Regions from separate parts of the Homo sapiens genome. Here regions 1 and 3 are each linked to region 2. Evidence: chromatin contacts called from ENCODE Hi-C or POLR2A ChIA-PET data. All regions are on one chromosome and are shown on one strand. Each heading gives the region's core, a stretch centred on a gene start or an enhancer-like site at or near the end of the contact. The rest is flanking DNA. Distances are from core to core; before and after follow the strand shown.

Region 1 (5,006 bases), core at 926-3,425, 410 kb after region 2:
GTCAACTATATAAAACTATACTTGAATTGAATGAACAAGGGTAAGAAAGCCTTCATGTTACTTAATTTAAATGAAGCTGAATATAATTAGAATTAATCAGATTGGCAATAGACACCTGGCCTAAGATCAAGAGATCTGGGGGTTTCACAGTATTTGGTTACTCTTTTTTTGTTCAGTTTCCCCTTCCAGTTCGCTAAAAAACAAACAAAAAAAAATTATAAAAGGTTCTTTTCAGAATGTTTCTGTACCCACAAATTTTATCAGTATTAGTAACAACCCGATGAGCACAATCAGATGGGAGCTATAAATAAAAGGAACAGTCTAATAAGAATTCACAGGCACGTGTCTATCATCTAAGAAGACATAGCTCAACTTGAAACCCTGTCTACACATGACTCCATGGCTGACCCCAAAAAGCCCAAAATTAATTTAAAAATTTCCCATCCTCTTTCCTTTTTGATATTTTATAAATATGATGCTAAATCTTTAAAATCCACTAAAAGTCCCATCTCTTCCATGAATCTTTCCTCTACGGAAAATCACCACTCCTCTCGTCTGTAAACTGCAATTAAACTGAGATTTCAAACCACCTCAAAGGGTATTCGTTCTCATAAATGCTTTGTGTTCTTATCTTATCTCTCCAGCTAGATTTAAAACCTTTGATATATCTATACAAGCCTAGGTACACAGACACACAGAGAAATTTGCTAATCAAGCCGAACAATTTTAGTTACAGTTCAAGAAAGATGATATTTGCTCAAGTGTAGTCGGATAGGAAGTTTTAGCACTGAATTAAAGTCCTAAATAAGAAAGGTAGAAGATTAGGAAATGCTGAATGCAAATAATGAATTGTTTTGTATCTCAAAAATGTTTGGGTCCATAGATTTTTCTGAAACTCATGGGACATCAATTTTAAATGCATATGCTTATGAACGTGACATCTTCTGGGTTGAAGCATCAGCTCATAAGAAGGCACATGGTCTCTACTTATAGACTAGACTCAGAGAGTCTAATAAATTCAATTCGGAGTTATTCTTTTCCAAAATCAAATGCCAAATCTTTTAACACTGGCCAGTCCTCATAAAACAGTCTATCAAACATAATGGAAAATTTTTTAAAGTTCCTGGAATAAATGTCACTCCGACTATATTTTTTTCTTATCCAATGGGAAAACAGCACAAGACTCAATTTTATTAGAAAACTGTAGCATTCCAAATTTCATCATAGTCAACTCATTCTTAGCACCCAGACCCAGTCCCATGCACGTCACCCTACCACCCTCACTCCCCAGTTCCCAGTGATAGGCAAAAAAAAAAAAAGAAAAAAAAAAAGAACTTCACCCAAGTTCTGCTGACGTCAATAGGGTGTTTGCGTGCAAAGTCTGGTGGATGGATTGAAGACAGTGTGTTGTAACTTTTCTTAAGGCCCCAATTATTCAAAGAAACCTCACTTCTAAAGGGAAGTATCAAAAATCCAGAACTCTCTTTCAAGGAAAAAGCAGCAAGTAAATCTCAAAAGAATTAATAATGGATAATGCCCTAAACCTCATAGTAATAACAAACGGTGATCATACATCCTTAGGGAAAAAAATGCAAAGGAAAAAAGCATAACTAAGAAGAGAATCATAAGTATCCACAATTGCTTATATTTGAGGCTTTTTGTTTTTTGTTTCTTAAACATTTTCAGTTATGTCAAATACCATCTGCAAATGTAAGTTCTCAGAGTTTTCTGACTATGGTACTGAACATTCAGATACTGTAAAGAGCCATTTGCTCAAGATAATAATTAATATTTATTCCAAAATAATAAACGTGAGATGCTGGACTTCGTGCTACACAGTGGGGAACAAAGAGTACCTAAAAAAAAAAAACAACTAAATTTGAAGAGAAATGTTCTTGCTCTCAAACATTTACAATCGAGTTAGAATAACAGGTATAACATATTCTGCCTTGTTTTCACATACATTTGCTACATGTCTGATACATATATGAAATAATGGAATAAAGCTTTAAACAGCAATCAATCAATAAAAGCAATGAAGTTCCATGTGTACTGGATGGGTGTGGCCAATCCAAGTGCATCCTAAGAAGTGTGAGCAGAGATAAGTAGGTATCTGGGGCAAGGGTGATTTGCCCCCAAGGAAACATTTTTTTGGCCAATTCTTAAGACTGTTTATTTCCTGCACTATACTTCATCACAAGACGGCAGACTGGAAAAATATCTCCACGACTTGGAACTGTTCTTGTTTACAAAGCTGTGTCAACTATAAGTTCAAAATAAGGGCATACTTCTTTTTCAATTTCTATATGAAAAGAAATCCTTTCATTCCAGGAAAGATAGCATTACCCAAATGAATCACAAAATTGTTCCTTTGACACACTTCAGATTTGTGGTTGTTAGAAACAACTCTCAAATAGAAAACACTGTCTAATTGTCAGTAGCTTGTTCCTCTGAGTCTTTTATTAGGGTTGGTACAGACCAGCTGACAAGTTATTTCAATTCATTTCAGTTCTATAAACCATCTGTAAAGAGCTGTTCTCAGGGCTGAAATGATACAAAAAAGGAAGAACAAAGAGTTGCTACCCCATCTCTCCGGTGGACTCACTCGCACAGAATGATGTTAATAACCCCACAGCAGCAGGGACAGAAATACAGCCAGTCTGGTTATCTTAACCTTTATAGCTTGCTTTTTTTCATGCGCAAAAATTCCATTAGTGGAGCTGAGCATTTTATTTAGCATTTGAATTTTACTACTTTTGTCTTAAAGGGCAAACCCAACTACATAGGCATGACTTTTTTTCTTTGAAGTCCCAGAGCACTCTACCTAGAACTCTCATAAGACACTTACGTTCTCTACCCAACCTGACAGTTGTTTCAGGTAAGTGGTATGTTTGCTTGTTCAGATGCCTCCCGCTGAGGAAGTAACTCAGTAAAGAGTTAACCACTCACTGCCTGGCACAGTGAATGAATGAATCAATGGAGAATAGATTCTATGCTCTCTGGGGGCAGAGTGCATATCTAATTATTCATTGTATGCCCCAAAATACACAACAGGGTTTCAGTAAATAGGTGTTATATCACTGAACTGAATCACCATATCTTAGAGTCAGTGCAGCCATATGCAGATATCCCTTCTGCAGCATCTATTATGGGTGACCACTCAACATCTCTTGGAATGCTTCCAGTGACAGTGCTCAGTACTTCTGCTGCAATTTCAACCCTTAGGTTAACATGACAAACAAAAAAGAATTAATCATATCTTCATCTAGATATAGTGCTGTTCAAGCAAATTAAAATATATTAATTATTCTTGCCTTCCTTTTTTTTTTTTTTTTTGAGATAGGGTCTTGCTCTGTTGCCCAGGCTGGAGTGCAGTAGTGCAATCTCAGCTCATTACAACCTCTGCCTCCTGGGTTCAAGTGATTTTCCTGCCTCAGCCTCCCAAGTAGCTGGGATTACAGGTGCGTGCCAGCATACCCGGCTAATTTCTTGTATTTTTAGTAGAGACAGGGTTTCACCATGTTGGCCAGGCTGGTCTTGAACTTCTAACCTCAAGTGATTTGCCCGCCTTGGCCTCCCAAAGTGCTGGGATTACAGGTGTGAGCCACTGTGCCTAGCCTATCCTTGCCTTTCTAAAGATTGCATTTTCTAGCAGAGTATCATTGCTGAGCCCAACTCAATGTCCCCAGGTGTCTGTTTGTAAGAGTTGATCACCTGTGACAGTGCGCTTCACAACACAGATTTGACTTCCACCGCAGACTGTCCAAAATTTCAATTGTCGGTACCCCAGAATCACCTACGAGCCTTGTAAAAATACGAATGCCAGACTCTGCTTCTGACTCACTGCATCAAAGTATCTAGGGGTGAGGTCTGGGTATATAATTTATCTAACTAGGGTTGAAAAATGCTGAGATAAGGACATTTTTGCTTTAAAGCTCAAGAAAGAGAGACATTTTTGTGCCAGGAATCCTTCAGTCTTGAGTGAGAGAATCAAGGGCATGGAGGGGAAGAAAGATGTGGAGACATTTCCTTGTCCAGCTCCACAGACTTTTTGGGCTTCTACGAGGGAAGCAATCAGTGAGAGTTGAGAGGGCCCATGAATCTGTAGGCCATACAGCTCCAGGGCTAGAAGGACAGCAAGCATGGTGATGCAGCCCAGATGGTCAGGTTCTCAGGGAGGGCAACAACAGCCACAGCCACCAGACACCCTCAAGCAACAAGAAGAGCCAGGGTGGGAGAATCAGAACGGGCCAGAGGTCACAAGGTGGCTGTGGTTAATAGACCGACTTGAGCACATGGCAGACACCCTGCCTGGGGACTTCCAGACTAATTCAAGAGGAGGACTCTACAGGGAGATTCATTCACTCATTAGAACACTACAGGGAGATTCATTCATTCATTTAATACATACTTATTGAGCACCTACTCTCAGCCAGGCTCTCTTAGAAGTTCCAAGATTACAGGAGATAGGAATAAATGTAGAATCTCACTTAGGAAACCTGAGTTCTTAGTGCTCATGTGACCCACAAGGCTCCAACTAGCAAAGTCCTGAGGCATTAGGAATAGAACTTGAATACATAACGTGGAATTAGGTATACACGAAGAGATAAGGGTGAGTATCTCCTTTTCTGACTTTTACTTGAAGAAAAAAAAATCACTTTTTGAAGACAGAGAAAGATATACATATAGATAGAGATAGATACAAACAAAAAAGATAGATAGACCTTAATGTGTGTAGGTGTATATACACATATGTGTGTGTGTGTGTATATATGGTTGGTGCAAAATTAATTGCAGTTTTGCCATTCAAAGTAATGGCAAAGGCTGTGCAATTACTTTTGCACCAACCTAATATATACACCTACACACATTTTTCAAGGCATAATCCCATGCATGCACTGAGAGTTTCTTGGGATACCAGGCGTCTCTTATCCACCAAGTTAAACTTGTCTCATCCCACTTTGCCCTAGAGCCCTCAGAAGGATTGCAAGCAGAGTGCAGCCTCC
Region 2 (4,670 bases), core at 334-2,833:
AAAACAAACAGAGTCACTTTCTTCATTTATGAACCTGCAAACCAGAGACTCTAAGGTTTGATATAAACATTCTGCCTAGTCAGTATATAATGTTGACAAAGATGAAAAAAATGTTAAGCCAGAGATAAAACAAAAATATTTTTACCACTATAGAGAGAAACAAAGGAATAATCATTTAACCGCCATTTTCCCCTTACATTATAGGAATTTCCATACCAGCAATTTTGGTGGCCATTAAAGTGAAGTTGAGGGAACTGGATAGAAGAGAATTACCCTGACTTTACACTGGAAAGTACCCTTAGCATTGTTCTAGATGGTGACCTAGAGAGTGCCTGATTCATGCAGCTTTATGTGAGTTGAAATTGAAAGTTGGCTCTGAAATCACAAGTTTTACAAAATTCACTCAATGGAATCTTAAATGATAATAGCAAAAATTTCTCTGCATCTTTTGCATAGATGTTTCCTATAATTTTAGTGTCAAGACATATGTTCTAATAATGTTTCTTCACTGGTATCCTCTCCCCTGAAGTTTGACACTCTTGTACTTAGTTTTCCTCCTGGAGTCCCAGGCAAATAATTACTATTTTTTTTTTTTTTGGTTGGCAGACGTTATTTGAACTGCCATCCCTATTATGAGATTCAGGTGAGAACAGGCTTGGGCAGGGAGGGAAGCACATACGTGCATAAATGTGCCATATCGCCATGTTCTTGTTGCAAATCCTTTAAGTGACGGCAACGGAGCCAAGGACTGACTGGGAGGTCAGTCACACACCCTCACAATCTGGTGCACTGGCATCCGTTGTGCTCAGAGTGGTTTGTTTCTGACAGTTACGGCAGCTGGATCAACACTTATTTTTTCATAATGACTCAGATCTTCATGTTCTGTTGCTTTGGGGTAATACCTATGACAAATATTAGGATGTGATGGTGCTGGGCTAGGAAGAGTGGACGTGACAACGAGCACTCACTCTAGGACGTAGTATCTGAAGGCTTCAACTCTGAAAGTCTAGTGACTCAGCTACTCAAAATCCTACATGTCACATTTCTATAAACATCCAACATCTGCTCCTATAATATATATGAGGGGATGTCATAAAAGTTGGATTTTATGACAAAAGTTTTGTTGTCTAGAGAGTCTCTCTGATGAAACCGTGAGGCATAGTTGTGATCAGTTTTAAGAACAGATGGCATTTTTGTTGGTTGTTCACATCTGTTGAGACTTAATGATATGCTAGGCACCCCCCTATAGGTTTATGTAGGACAACTCTACGAGGTAGGCAGTATTATTATTATTATTACCATTTTATAATGGAAATGGACACACAGAAGGGTTAAGTAATTTGTCCAAGGTCAAACAGCTTCAACAGAATCATCTAAATCCCAGAAATTGGGATCAGGTTCCTCTGTGGGACTTCTGTTCATGTTACCTTCATCATTCTGGTCACTCAGCCTCAAAACGTTAGATCTTGGAGGGACCTGAGAAGTTATAGAGGAACACATTCATTGTAGGGATGAGGAAAACAAAGCTAAGAGAGCATTAAATATCTGTCCTGAGGATCTACAACTGGATTGTGGCAAAACCAAGACTAGCCAATGTTGTTTTTGTCTCTTACATCACACTCTGGCTTTTCTCTGCCCATTGTTCTTTATTGCTAATGAATCACCAGTCTTATTCACTTCCTTCTTAACTTTTCTGATCTCTGCCCCTTCCTTCCTATCCCCCAATTCAGGTTCTGGTTACTCTTTGCCTGGACAACTACAGCAGTCCTGTGGCTTCAGGACTGCCCATCTTTTTTTTTTTTTCCAAGTAGATTGAAATTGGAGCAAAAGTAATTAGTAATTATAAAATCACCTTTTAAGAAATGTTATATTTATTCCATTCAGTCATTTCTCAAATGTTGCCAAATTTCTCCTTTGTAATTGCTAATTGTTATTTTAAAAACGTCCACCTTAAACATTATTAGTGCTTAGCTCTCCCTTGTAATTAGATGCAATTATCAGAACATAGTTTATATTAACCTGGGTTTGTGTGTTGTGCTGTGTGAGCCATACTTCCTACTGACTTGTTCCTGTCCCCGATAAAAATTCCTTCCTTTATTTTCGCATAATCTTAAAATTTTTTTTAAAAAGAAAGCATGTTCATTATAGAAAAACCCAGTGCATATAAATAATTACAGAAGAAAAATCTCAAAACACTTAGACTCTTATTCATCCAAATCAAGGTTAACACATTGCTGTGTATTATTTCTCTTTTATGTGTAGATTTTTCTTTTTTAATGTGCAAATTTAGGAAAAGAACTAATATTCCTCTTTGTTAAAATGTGGATAATAATACCTCTATCACAAATTTCTTGGAAGAATAACATGAGAATATATATGAATGACATGGACAGGAGGCAGGGAAATACTGGGTAGAAGAGGGTGGTTCCTCGGCAAAGGCACCACCCTCAAGCCTGGAAACCTGTGGCCCTAAATGGGAATGGGCATTCCTGTTTTTGTGTCCAAATGTTGCCTTTTGGCCTGCCACACCCCCCCATCCTGTACCTATATAAACCCCAAACCCCAGGCTCCACAAGCAGAAGAGCAAAGGAGCAAAACAGTGGCAGAGTGGCACAGCAGAGAAGGAAAGAACAGAAAGAGCGTCTGAATGTCGAGAGGAGTTCGGCTGGGAACAGAGAGGAGATTGGTCACAGGACAGCCAAACTCCAGGGGAGGATTATCTTCCCACTCCATCCCCTTTCCAGCTCCCCATCCATCCCACTGAGAGCCACCCCCATCACTCAGTAAAATCCTCACATTCACCATTCTTCAAGTCCATGTGACCTGATTCTTTCTGGATGCTGGATAAGGAGTCGAGTACCAAGAGGGCAGAGGGCAGGGTGTAAAAGGCTGTCACCCTGACCCTCCGCTAAGCTGGTTTAACACTCAGCTGTCCGTGGATGGCAACTGCTAAAAGAATATTAATTGTAACACACCCTTAGATGCTACCATGGGGCCAGAGCCCAAAAACGCTTGCCCTGACTCCTGCACCTGCCCGTCTGCATGCTACCCCTCCCATAAGGCATTTCAGTGCATGGTGACCCGAGCAAATGAGCCACACCCTTATTGCAATTTCTCCAAGGGGATTGGGGAACTCTCCCATTCTATGAATATACTTGGCACGTAGAAATTGCCCAACATATGGTAGATATGAGCTGTTTTTATATTCAACTCTTCAAACTCCTGGAATTAGTTTTGATGTCAAGTTTGAAATAGGGATATGATTTCATTTTTCCCCCAGTGGTTAAGTAATTGCTTCACTTTTTCAAAATTAAAGTTTTAATTTAGAGATAACTGTAGATTCACATACGGTTGTAACAAATTATACAGTGAGATCCTGTGTACCCCTTACCTAGTTTCCCCCAGTGATAACATCTTGCAAAACTATAGAACGATGTGAACCAGGATGTTGACACTGGTACAGTTAAGATACAGAACATCTCTGCCCCACAAGGATCCCTCTTGTTTGCTGCCCTTTATAGTCACATCCAATTCCCTCCTGCCCCCACCCACCTTCTTAACCACTTGTAACCACTAATCTGTTCTACATTTCTATAATTTAGCCATTTCAAGAATATTATAGAAATGAATCATATAGTATATAACACTTTTGATTGTTTTTTTCTGCTTAGCATAATTATCTGGCGATTAATTCAACCTTTTGCTGTATCAACAATTCTTTCTTTTATAGATTAACTTAGAGAGAATAGGTCCATTTAGGAGAGGCCATAATGTCTCCATCAATTAGTCTTTTTAAAAGTCCCATGGAAATGTTTTGCTGTTTTCTTTATTGAGTTCTTATAAGTTTTTTAAAATTTTATTTTTATATAACATATACAAATAAATGTGTTATGGATCTACCCAACTTTTAAAATGCATGGGAAATATACTTGTTGAGCATGGTTCTCAAAAGGTCTTGGATTTAAAAAGTATCCTTTTCTCAGGTACTCTGAAAGAGTTACGTTTCAGGTACTCTGAAAGAGTTACGTTTACTGTTCCACTAGTGTTGGCTCATACTGGTTACCTATATTAAATTCCCATTTTGAGTTTCCTGATAGGCCCTGGAGTGAGACAGGGGGCATTGTGCTCTGTCTTCTTCCCATCTTGGCTTTATTTTGACTGAAGTTGAGTTACATGTTCTATTTAGTAAGAGGTAGAAATGAATGAATCTTGCTGAAAGAAAAAAAAATGTGAAGAACTAAACCCAAGGCATGACACATTTGGCTAACATCTCCTAAAGACACAATGCACTGTGGTGAGAGAAGTGTCATTTATGTTTCAGTCTCTAAATACTGTGTTTATTATAGGTTATGATTTGTGAGATTTATCTTTTTTTCTTTCAAAATCACTGTGAGTCTTTTTACTCCAAACACATAAATTAACTCTTTATGTTTCTGGCACTTGTTCACATAACCTGGTGACATATGGTCCTAACTATAGAATTTGTATTTTTATAAATACAGATATATAGAATAAAAATTACTAAGGTATAACTTATATACAGCAAAGCACAGTCATGGTAAATAATATTTTCACCACCTCCAGAAGTTCTTTTGTGTCCCTTCTCAGTCAATTTCCTCACCCACCCCTAGCTTCTGGCAATCACTGATTTGCTTTCTGTATTTATAAAT
Region 3 (4,492 bases), core at 1,423-3,922, 330 kb after region 2:
GCTTGTGGAGGTAGCAATTTAATGAGAGAGCAAATACAGAATATCCATCAAAAGAGGTGAATAGCCCTGTATAGCATAAACTGGCAGTTCTTAAAGTGTGGTTCAGAGACCTCTGGGGGACACTGAGACTCCCAGGGAGTCCAGTAAGGAAAAAATATTTTTATAATAATACCTAATGATATATAATTATGTTATTTGCTTTTAATTTGCATTTCTCGTGAGTGTACAGTGGACTTTTCTAGAGGTGACATGATCTGTGATATTGCATTGAATGCAGAAGCAGACCAGGAGTCCAGCTTTCTCTTATGAAGCCATAATTATTAGGCTATTTTCATTTACTAAAAGTGAAAAAAGAATGCCACTCTTCTCACTCATATTTTGGTTCTGAAATATTTTTTCATTTCAAATATGCTAACAATGTTAATATGCAATGAGCTTATTTTTTAATGAATTAATAAAAGTATAGGCCATCACCCTATTAAATTACAAGTTCTTGAAAGATCTTTGCCTACTTTACCTTTGTGTCCTAAAAACTGATAAATGAATGAATGAATGCTGAATGCCAAAATAATGATTTAGACATAAACTGTATAGGAGTCCAGAGGAAACACCTATCCTGGGGAAATTTGATGAAGAAAGTGAGATTTGAGGTGGTGCTTGAAGACAGGGGAAGGCTTCCACCAGGAAAATAAAACTAGAATGGACCCTTCCAGTGGGGAAATAACATGATCAAATGCACAGAATCAGGAATTTTTAAAGTGTACTTAAAAAAAACTCATAGAAAGATTAATGCTAAAGCTGGCATTAGTAAGATTCCTATGAGGAGGTGCAAACGAGCAGATAAAGAAATCTGGACATTTTGGTAACGTTTTCTTTGTAGACTTAATTTGAAGAAATGATCATATAAAGCCTGTTGGTTCCTGATGATGAGGAAAGAACTATTAACACTCTGTAGCTGACTTCACACTGTGAACACTTGGCACTGAAGCTGAAAACTAAGCTAGAATTCAGTAGGGAGGGGTAGTAAATGAAGGTCACTTCCTACACAGATCAAGCCAACCCCAGTTTTGTGTTAAAAGGCTAAATGTTTAGCTAGCAAATACAGAGCACACTTTCCTGAAAATAACAAGTTTAGTGTTGAGATGTTTACAGTTTTTCTAAAATTGCATTTTGATTTTGTAAAAACTTGATTAAAACAAGGTCACTAGATGTCATAAAAATGACATCTAGATTTTTTTTAAATCTCACAAAATAATTATTTGAAACAAACGTGTTAGGCATTTCAAAGTAATTTTTTCTACTAAGCGAGCACCTCTACTTTATAAGTTATATAAAGAATACTATTTTGTATGAATTATTTATATAAGAATTATATGAGAATAATATTTTCCTAAGACATACACTACAGTTTCCATCTCCACACAAAGTTTTACAGAAGTCTTCATTTTGAAGATTCAAAATATTTTAAACTGGTCAAATATTTAAAACTGTATAAATAATTCTATAGAACAGTCAAGTTTGCTTTCAGCATGTTTCTAATACATTGCTAGTTGGCCAAAAACAAAGCAAAAAACAGAAAGCAGAAAAGGCTAACAAACTCCGTGGAGTAGATTTGAAAGTTAAAGAGGCAGAGCCATGATCTCAATTTGAGAAAGGAGGAGGTAGGATGAACATACCACTCCTAGTGGCAGCCATTATCCAAGCAACTAATCTTGCTAATCTGTCTAGTATGTTCTATTTGTTTTGTGTTTGTTTTGATAAAGTAACAACAACAAGAAATGAGGATGGAGTTGTTTAGGTGAAATATGAAGCCTTATGGAAATAGATGCAGATTTGCTACCAGTAGCTGAATAATAGAATTGTGAACTTGTGAATTTTCTTTAGCATATTTTATACATAGAAAATAGTCATTACATATTTAACAATTAAGGAAAACATTTCCTGCATAGCATCATACGTTATAGACATTTTCTTATAAACAACTAATCAAAACACTATTTTGTTAGAGGCCCTGAATCCATAAAGAAAAATAAGCTTATAAAGTCTTTTGTCCTATAATCCCCTCAATGTAATGGAATCTTTTCTCTAAGTTTTCATGGAGTGCTTCTTTTTAATTTTAAGTAACCATACATATTTTATAAGCAAACATATGCTATTTTTCCAAATCAAAAGACTTTGCAAGTTTTTCCTAGATTAAAACAACAACTCTGCCTCTCTGCACTGGCATCCATCTGTGTTGGTATGTGTTGTACACACACGTGCACACACACACACACACACACACACACCATGACACACAGGCAGCAGAGGGAGGCTGGAAAGATCTGTGGAAGGAGAATCAGAAACCTCAGGAACCTGTTATGATTCTGTTTACCTAATTGTGAGACATGAGCAAAGTCACTTAAATTTTCCTGAACCCCAATTTTCTTTTTCATAAATTGTTTATAATAATAACATCTCTGCCTGCCTCAGCAGATCAGGGCGATACTCTAAAAAGATGACATATAGGAAAATACTTTGTATGAAGACATGATTTTCACAAATATTTAAGTACATTTCTTATGCTGTAAAGGCTCAGTTTCAATAACAGCTATCTTTGTTAAGCAAAAGTTGAGTTATGAAACTAAAAGTACAACTTTCCAAATGATGTGGGATTTCCTGTTCTGTGTTTTACAGGGCCTTGTCCCAGATGGGCAACTATTTATTACCATATGACCAAGCCAAGCTTTGATTACAGTTATTAGGGCATGAAAATATTGGCTAAGCCAAGGTCCCTGTTGTGAAAGATAAGGAGCATGAAAATCTAAGAAGTCATGGGCATGATCCTTCACTCATGGGTTCTAATAGTTAAGAAGGCTGAGGGTAATTTAAAAAAAAATGAATAGAGCTAAAAATAGGAGGTTAAATATTACCTTATTGATGAACGTACCAACTAGACTTCCCTGCTGATATTAGGAGGTCATGCTGAGGCCTGGACTTTGATGCAATCGCAGGGCTGACCCAAGGCATGAGAGAAGGAAAGCAGGTTCTCCTCCCTGGGGCACCACCCGTTTGTGCTGTTGGGCTCAATTTCAGGTGCCTGCCTGCCCCACTGCCCTGGCCCAATACCTGTGTGATGCCCAAGGCCTGAGATGGAACCTCCCTCTAGAACCTTGCCCCTCTCGATGCTTTCAGACTTACCTTCACTCTCAAAGGGTTTCTCATGTCTGTGAAATTGCTACTTCTGGAGGCAGGCTTCCTGTGCTTCCTGTAGGTGACAGTCAATTGATCAATTGAATCCAAGGGTCTCACACTGAAATGACCACCAGGGCCAGGCAGAAAAAGTAAACAGTAAAATGGGCCAGGTGGGTTCTGTCACCATGGAGAGTGCCTGAACCATTGCATGGGAACAACGACCTCTGAGCTTCAGCTAGGTGTGACCTTATAGAAATAGAGATCCCAGTGTGGCTAGAAATTTTCATGAAAAACTGGAAATCTAAATTTTTATTTAAGATCTTGACTTTACATGTGTTGCCAACTAAATCAAAGTTATGTTCTTAGTTTTTAAATATGAGTTTGTTTTAAACTGGAAGTAGACAAAATAAAACATATCAACAGGTCATATTCAGCCAACAGGCAGCCACATTTTCTCCTCTTATTTAATGGGTGCAAAAGGGAGAAATGCTAAAGGAGGACAGAGTCCTCCTTGCCCCACCAGTTAACACATATGCCTTATAGGAACAGCCTGTTGGTGCCCCATTTTTCTTTGTTGTAAATCAAAAGGATCCAAGGATCCAAGAGTCTCACGCTGAAATGACTACACACTGCCTGACCCCTGCAGTCATGTCAGTGGGAGACCCTTGGATTCAAACCATCAGTCGACTGTTACCTGTAGGAGGCACAGGAAACTTGCACCCAGAAGCAGCAATTTCACTGACATGAGAAACCCTTTGAGAGTGAAGGGAAGTTTGAATCTAGTTCAGACTAGATTGGAGGAAAAGGTGATGCATGGCACCTGTGCAGAGGAGGAAAAATTGCTGGAACTGGGTCCTAAAAACTCCCTCTCATCTGCAATACGGACAAATCCAGCTAACCCTGCCCTGAAATGTTCTTTTGCACTGTAGCAACAGCAGACACCTATTGGTGCCCCACGGATGCTTCCAGTCCCTCCCCCAGGCATTCTGACAGTCTAGAGTCTCCAGTGAAGGGAGAAGAATGTACACCAGAGGGCAGGAAGTCGACACACAAGCCCAATGCCCAGATGAGGAAGTCATTTGCCCAGATAGGTCATTTGGCAAGTTGCTAACAAAAGATCGACACAGAGTTCATTTCCACTTAATCCAAAAGATTGTCACTAATTCAGAGAATCCTGTTTACCCTAGGAGGGACTTGGAGATCATCTTCCCTTGCCTCCCCATTTTTCAGATGGGAAGATCAATGCCTACAGAGTCTTCTAAACTCAGCAATATCAATATCACCTGCATTGCTTACTGTTCAGGACCAATGCATCGGG

What was found. Hi-C counts contacts between places; a loop is a spot of excess contacts on that map. ChIA-PET counts read pairs that join two places held with the same protein, here RNA polymerase II (POLR2A). Pooled maps may share reads with other maps.
Region 1: a pooled map shows a loop between it and region 2 (2.2-fold over the local background). The contact joins two enhancer-like sites. A Hi-C loop is called at or near these places in 2 of 50 pooled maps. POLR2A ChIA-PET finds 5 or more read pairs at or near these places in 3 of 52 experiments (GM10248, GM12878 and activated CD4-positive, alpha-beta T cell).
Region 3: a loop to region 2 is called in a pooled map, with 3 times the contacts of the local background. The contact joins two enhancer-like sites. A Hi-C loop is called at or near these places in 1 of 37 single-sample maps with no recorded cell type and 4 of 50 pooled maps. POLR2A ChIA-PET finds 5 or more read pairs at or near these places in 1 of 52 experiments (activated CD4-positive, alpha-beta T cell).

What each region holds. Positions count from the first base shown.
Region 1 is chr6:105,871,121-105,876,126 of GRCh38, forward strand. All of the region lies in intron 2 of LOC105377923 (a long non-coding RNA gene), which reads right to left. Among named protein-coding and RNA genes, the nearest start is that of PRDM1, 210 kb to the right of the region's middle. Within about 2 kb of position 2,176, at least 3 of the 41 ENCODE cell types and tissues checked have a DNase peak (open chromatin) inside an H3K27ac peak, as active enhancers do.
Region 2 is chr6:105,458,433-105,463,102 of GRCh38, forward strand. The region is part of intron 1 of LOC105377921 (a long non-coding RNA gene); the gene reads left to right. Among named protein-coding and RNA genes, the nearest start is that of PREP, 58 kb to the left of the region's middle. RefSeq lists enhancers at 775-1,044, 1,055-1,114. Within about 2 kb of position 1,584, at least 5 of the 41 ENCODE cell types and tissues checked have a DNase peak (open chromatin) inside an H3K27ac peak, as active enhancers do.
Region 3 is chr6:105,789,124-105,793,615 of GRCh38, forward strand. No RefSeq gene overlaps it. Among named protein-coding and RNA genes, the nearest start is that of LINC02836, 160 kb to the left of the region's middle. Within about 2 kb of position 2,673, at least 3 of the 41 ENCODE cell types and tissues checked have a DNase peak (open chromatin) inside an H3K27ac peak, as active enhancers do.